Regions from separate parts of the Homo sapiens genome. Here region 1 is linked to region 2. The links are chromatin contacts, found by Hi-C or POLR2A ChIA-PET in ENCODE. All regions are on one chromosome and are shown on one strand. Each heading gives the region's core, a stretch centred on a gene start or an enhancer-like site at or near the end of the contact. The rest is flanking DNA. Distances are from core to core; before and after follow the strand shown. Region 1 overlaps LOC105376291 (a long non-coding RNA gene). Region 2 has its middle 12 kb from the start of NAIF1.

Region 1 (3,061 bases), core at 448-2,947, 1.4 Mb before region 2:
TTGGAACATTTTTTCTCGAAGTTCCTTCATCACAGATAGTTTGGGAAGCACGGATTCAGCCTACTGTGTGCCTCAGTTTTCTCACTAGTGAAATGGGAATAATGATGGTCTGTAACCTCACCACATCCCTGAGAAAGTGTAAAGGAGTAAAATTAGGGAGGGCTCTGAGGCTGGGGGCTGGGCATTGCAATCGCTCAGTAAATGTCAGTGTCACTATCATTTTGACACATTCTCCAGATTCTGCATTACAAACACCAGATTCTCCTCTGAGGGCAGAGGAGGAATTGTTGGGGAGAGAGTGGACCCCATTCAGTGTATCCTACCCCACCCCAAGTTCCTATAGCTTTTAGCCAATCCTTGAGATTGGAACACCTCTATCACTGCATCCAAAACCTTTCAGGTTTCCAAAGGAACTACTGGGTAGTTTATTCATCCACTTAACAAATATCTAGGGCCAGCACCATGGCTCACGCCTGCAATCCCAGCATTTGGGAGGCTGAGGTGGGCAGGTCGATTAAGCCTAGCAGTTTGAGACCAGCCTAGGCAAGATGGCAAAAGCTCATTACTACAAAAAAAAAAAAAATGCAAAAATGGCTGGGCACGGTGGCTCACGCCTGTAATCCCAGCACTTTGGGATGCTGAGGAGGGCAAATCACCTGAGGTCAGAAGTTCGAGACCAGCCTGACCAATATGGAGAAACTCTGTCTCTACTAAAAATACAAAATTAGCTGAGTGTGGTGGTGCATGCCTGTAATCCCAGCTACTCAGGAGGCTGAGACAGGAGAATAGCTTAAACCCCGGAGGCAAAGTTTGCAGTGAGCTGAGATTGTGCCTTTGCACTCCAGCCTGGGCGACAGAGCGAGACTCCGTCTCAAAAAAAAAAAAAAAAAAAAAAAGCAAAAATTAGCCGGATGTGGTAGCGTGCACCTGTGGTCCCAGCTACTCGGGAGGCTGAGGTAGGAGGATCACCTGAGCCCAGGGAGGTCGAGGCTGCAGTGAGCCATGATTGTGCCGCTGCACTCCAGCCTGGATGACAGAGAGAGACCCTGTCTCAAAATAAAATTAAAAAATAAAATAAAACCAAATATCTATAGCCCACGTACAGGGTGAGAGCTGGAGAGTCTAGTGGTTAGGAACTTTGGAGCAAGATGGCCCTGGGGTCCAGTCTTGGCCCTGCCACTTACTACCTGAGTGGCCTTGGGCAACTCACTTAACCTCTCTGAGCCACAGTGTTCCCAGAAGAGAGTCAGGAGGAGTCCTAAGCTCGGGACTCAGTTCAAAGCTGAGATTTGGCCTTCAATGTGCACATACCTGCAGAAAGCCTGGCCACCCCAGACACTCACTACATCCAGGCTTGGATTTACAGGCTGTGGTGACCTCCCAGGTTCCCTACCCTCAATGAGTTCCTGTGGATTAAGAAGGAACGGGTGGTGCCTTGACATATCAAACTTGTCAGGTGTTACTTCTAGAAAAATAAATGAATTTAAGGGCTTTGAATATTTGAGAATGGAGAGATTTAAAAATGTAAAGGTTTCTTAAGATGGATAGAAGACTTACCAATTGGATTTGTATTCTGTGGAACAGGGAGGCTTGTGTGAGGCCTCTCTCTAGAAAACGCAGCTCTGTTTAAAGGGAAAAGTGCAGGCAGGCTGGCCAACCCACGTGATGGCTCTTGAAGCTTCTCTTTTGAATGGCCTGCTAGGACTTGGGCTCCGGATTCACTGGCTAACGCAAGTCACGTGGCCAAACATGATTTGGTGGGGAGGGGAAGTGTACCCAGCACTGGATGCTCTGCATGTCACGTAGCAATGGGGCAGGATGGATAATCCTCTCACTGAGGGGATGGTGAATAACTGGAAACAGTGACCAATCTGCTGCCGTTCACCATCTTGGTTGCAAATATCACTCCCGTCTCTTGCATGGGCGTGGTGGATTGGAGATGGCTGCAGATTCTTAGTCATTACTCTCAGCAAGACCTGGAGTCTTTTCCTCCTCCCCTTGGATCTGGGCTGACTCCAGGACTGGCTTTCATCAACAGGATGCAGCAGAAGCGACGCTGTGTGACTTCCGAGGCTGAGGCTGCAGAGATTTGAGGCATCTGCTCTCACCCAGCTTGAAGTGCTTCCTCTTGGAAGCCAGCCACCGTGAAAAACCCCGCCATGCTGTGAGGAAGCCCAAGAGAGCTGCATGGAGAGAAGGGCCTGTGGAAGAGCCCTGAGGTGCCACTCACATGAAGTGAACCTTTGTGGACCTTCCAGCCCAGCTACCAGCAAAACGCAAGCAGCGAGTGTCCCCAGTCAACGCTTCTCTCTATAGGAGACCTGTAAATGGGGTGGCGGGGGGAGCAGGAGGAATTTTCTGATCTCACACACTGTTATGAGTTGAATTGTCTCCCCACCCAAATTCATATGTTGAAGCCCCCACCTTCAGTACTTTACAAAGTAATGTATTTGGAGATAATATCTTTTTTTTTTTTTTTTTTTGAGACAGAGTCTCACTCTGTCGTTGCTCAGGCTGGAGTGCGGTGATGCGATCTCAGCTTGCTGCAACCTCTGTTTCCCGGGTTCAAGAGATTCTTGTGCCTCAGCCTCCCGAGTAGCTGGGATGAGAGGCGTGGTGTTGCATGCTAATTTTTTAGCTTGGACTACTATTTTTGTATTTTAGTAGAGACCGGGTTTCACCATGTTGGCCAGGTTGGTCTTGAACTTCTGACCTCAAATGATCTTCAAATTTTTTGTAATTTTTTAGCGTGGGCTAGTTTTTTTGTATTTTTAGTGGAGAGGGGGTTTCACCATGTTGGCCAGGCTGGTCTGGAACTTCTGACCTCAAAGGATCTGCCTTCCTTGGCCTCCCAAAGTGCTGGGATTACAGGCGTGGGCCACTGTGCCTGGCTGGAGATAAAATCTTTAAAGTGGCAATTCAATTAAAATGAAGTCGTCAGGGTGGGCCTTAATCCAATGTGTCTAGTGTCCTTATAAGAAGGAAATGTGGACTCACAGACTGAGGCGTCAGGCAGGTGTGCACAGGCAGGAGGCCACCTGAGGACACAGGCGAGCCAGGG
Region 2 (2,906 bases), core at 80-2,579:
CAGCACCAGGTAAGGGTGAGATGTATTACACAAGGGGGTGTCTTCTCACTGCTGAGGGAATCCTCAGGAAAAAAAGACTCCTGCTGTTTTATGGCCTTGGTGGGGGTCGGAGGGGACAAGAGGGAGAAGGGCTAGGAGTGGAAAATTACTGATAGTAAAGAGTGTTCAAGATTCCTTTCACTGGCTGGGCTTGTGTAATCCCAGCATTTTGGGAGGCCAAATCAGGAGGATCTCCTGAGCCCAGGAGTTTGAGACCAGCCTGGGCAACAAGGCAAAAATCTGTCTCTACCCAGAAAAAAAATAATAATAAAAATTAAAAAAAGAGGGAAATACAAAAATTAGGCCAGGCACAGTGGCTCATACCTGCAATCCCAGCACTTTGGGAGGCCAAGGAAGGTGAATCACTTGAGGCCAGGAGTTCGAGACCAGCCTGGCCAACATGGTGAACCCTGTCTCTACTAAAAATACAAAACTTAGCTGGGAGTGGTGGCAGGGGCCTATAATCCCAGCTACTCAGGAGGCTGAGGCAGGAGAATCACTTTAGCCCGGGAGGCAGAGGTTGCAGTGAGCTGAGATCACGCCACTGCACTCCAGCCTGGGCGACAGAGCAAGACTCTGTCTCCAAAAAAAAAAAAAAGGAAAGAAAAGATTCCCCACATGCCACACTCCTGCCAGGAGGTCCTGGCAGAGGCACCTGGGTAAGGCTTCAGTTGAGACCCCCTGATAGGGGCCACCGAATAGAGGCACCTGGGCTGGGTCTGCAGTATGTGCAAGGGCATGACCGGCTGGGGAGCTGACTCCATGACTGCAACTCACTGGTTGTGTCTCAAGTCTGGTGTGGGGAGGGCAGCTGCCCCCTCCTGCCACCCCACTGAGGCCTGCCAGGCTCAGCCTTTGTCATTGCTTCTGGTTGGGACTGAGAGATCACATGTAGGCTTGTGGCCAGGAGCCAGGCTCCTCACAAGTAAATGTGGGGGCTTCAGAGTCTGCCTGTCTCTAACTTCCCGACTGTGCTCTAGGATGGGATTATTTAATTTCTCTAAAAATCCTTCTCTGATAAGGAGGATGGGTGAAGTTAACAAGCTGTTGCTCACAGAACACAGAACACAGTGGGGGACACACGGCAGGTACTCAACACCAGTAGCTGCTTGCTTCAGTTGTCTTTGCTGTGTAACAAGCCAACTTGAAACTTAGTGGCTGAAAACAATGATCATTTATTTGCTCATGATTTTGCAATTTGATCAGGTCCCAGAGGGAACAGCTTGTCCTTTTCTCAGTGGCAGCTGGACCTGCCCCTCTGGGGCTGGGCCTCTACCCCTAAGACGGCTCACTCACATGCCTTGCTTGGAAATCTCCCTGAACTGCCTTCCTGACCCTTGCAGAAATTCTAGACCAATCAGTCGAGGTTCTCAGAGGGTGCGAAAGAGTGCCTGCTGGGAGGAACTGGCAGGGACAAACCCAGTCTTTTGGTTAGAGATGATGAACTAACTTCAGTATGGAGGTTTACAAAGGGGGATGTGGTTCTCAAAATGGTCTGTCCGGTGGCAGAGCCCTAGAGGCTGTGCCAGAATGTGCTGGTTCCCTGCCCCACCTCTTCCCCTGCCCAGCTCCTGGGTAGCCTCCAGGGCTCTGCTTATTTCCTCAAGAGGTCTTTTTCCAGCTCCCACCGGTCCAGGCTAGCTCTCACTGCTGCTCATGCCCATGGCCCCCTGGACGTCCTCTCTCTTAACTCTCATGCTACCTGGAGTCGCTTCTTCCCTTCCCTCCCCTCCTCCCTCCCTTCCCTTCTCTTCCCTTCCCCTCCCTTCTTCTCCCTTTCCCTCTCCTCCCCTTCCCCCCTCCCCTCCCCTCCCCTTCCTCTCTCTCCCTCTCTCTCTTTCTTTTTAGAGACAGAGTCTCGCTCTGTCGCCCGGGCTGGAGTGCAGTGGTGCGATCTTGGCTCACTGCAACCTCCACCTCAGCAATTCCTTCAAGCGATTCTCCTGCCTCAATTTCCCGAGTAGCTGGGATTACAGGCATGCACCACCATGCACAGCTAATTTTGTATTTTTAGTAGAGACGGGATTTCTCCATGTTGGTCAGGCTGATCTTGAACTCCCGACCTCAGGTGATCCGCCCACCTCAGCCTCCTAAAGTGCTGGGATTACAGACATGAGCCACTGCGCCCGGCCTATTTATTTTTTTAGACAAAGTCTCGCTCTGTCACCCAGGCTGGAGTGCAGTGGCGCGATCTTGGCTCACTGCAAGATTCGCCTTCCAGATTCAAGCGATTCTCCTGCCTCAGCCTCCTGAGTAGCTGGAATTACAGGTGCCCACCACCATGCCTGGCTAATCTTTGTATTTTTAGTAGAGACGGGGTTTCACCATGTTGGCCAGGCTGGTCTCGAACTCCTGACCTCAAGTGATCCACCCACCTTGGCCTCCTAAAGTGTTGGGATTACAGGCGTGAGCCACCGTGCCCGGCTGAGTTGCTTGTTTTCCTCACTGGTTGATCTTTGGCTCTGGGACCTTGTCTATCTTGCTCCCTGCTGCAGTGGAACTCTGGGAGAGGCACTTTCATTCCGTTACCCAAGCTGGACACTTGGATGCCTTCCTTGGTCCCACCCACTGTCTCTCTTCTCACATCTTGTTCTGAAGATGCTCTTCCTCCCTCCCCCACTCCCACGTTCTCTATCACCCATGATACCCACAGCAGCCTCCTTACTGGCCTCCTGCCTCCAGGCCCTGCTGAGGAGGGTCTTCAGAAGCAAATCTACCCATGCTGCACCCTGTTCCATCCTTCAATTATGTCCCTTAACTCCCCGGATAAAGTATCAGCTCCTTAATGTGACCTATCGCCACTTCCCTCCTTATACTCTGCATTCCAGTCACATCAAGAAAGTTTACTTCCTTAAAAATATTGGGCT

The links. A loop is a pair of places that touch in the nucleus more often than their neighbours do. ChIA-PET counts read pairs that join two places held with the same protein, here RNA polymerase II (POLR2A).
Region 1: a map of transverse colon shows a loop between it and region 2 (19-fold over the local background). The contact joins two enhancer-like sites. A Hi-C loop is called at or near these places in 1 of 168 maps with a recorded cell type or tissue (transverse colon). POLR2A ChIA-PET finds 5 or more read pairs at or near these places in 1 of 52 experiments (AG04450).

Annotation. Positions count from the first base shown.
Region 1 is chr9:129,446,032-129,449,092 of GRCh38, reverse strand. LOC105376291 (a long non-coding RNA gene) reads right to left here. Exons shown (of 3, transcript NR_188645.1): 3 at 1,542-2,321. Among named protein-coding and RNA genes, the nearest start is that of LINC00963, 41 kb to the left of the region's middle. Within about 2 kb of position 1,697, at least 2 of the 41 ENCODE cell types and tissues checked have a DNase peak (open chromatin) inside an H3K27ac peak, as active enhancers do.
Region 2 is chr9:128,054,259-128,057,164 of GRCh38, reverse strand. No RefSeq gene overlaps it. Among named protein-coding and RNA genes, the nearest start is that of NAIF1, 12 kb to the left of the region's middle. RefSeq lists an enhancer at 1,202-2,099. Within about 2 kb of position 1,329, at least 23 of the 41 ENCODE cell types and tissues checked have a DNase peak (open chromatin) inside an H3K27ac peak, as active enhancers do.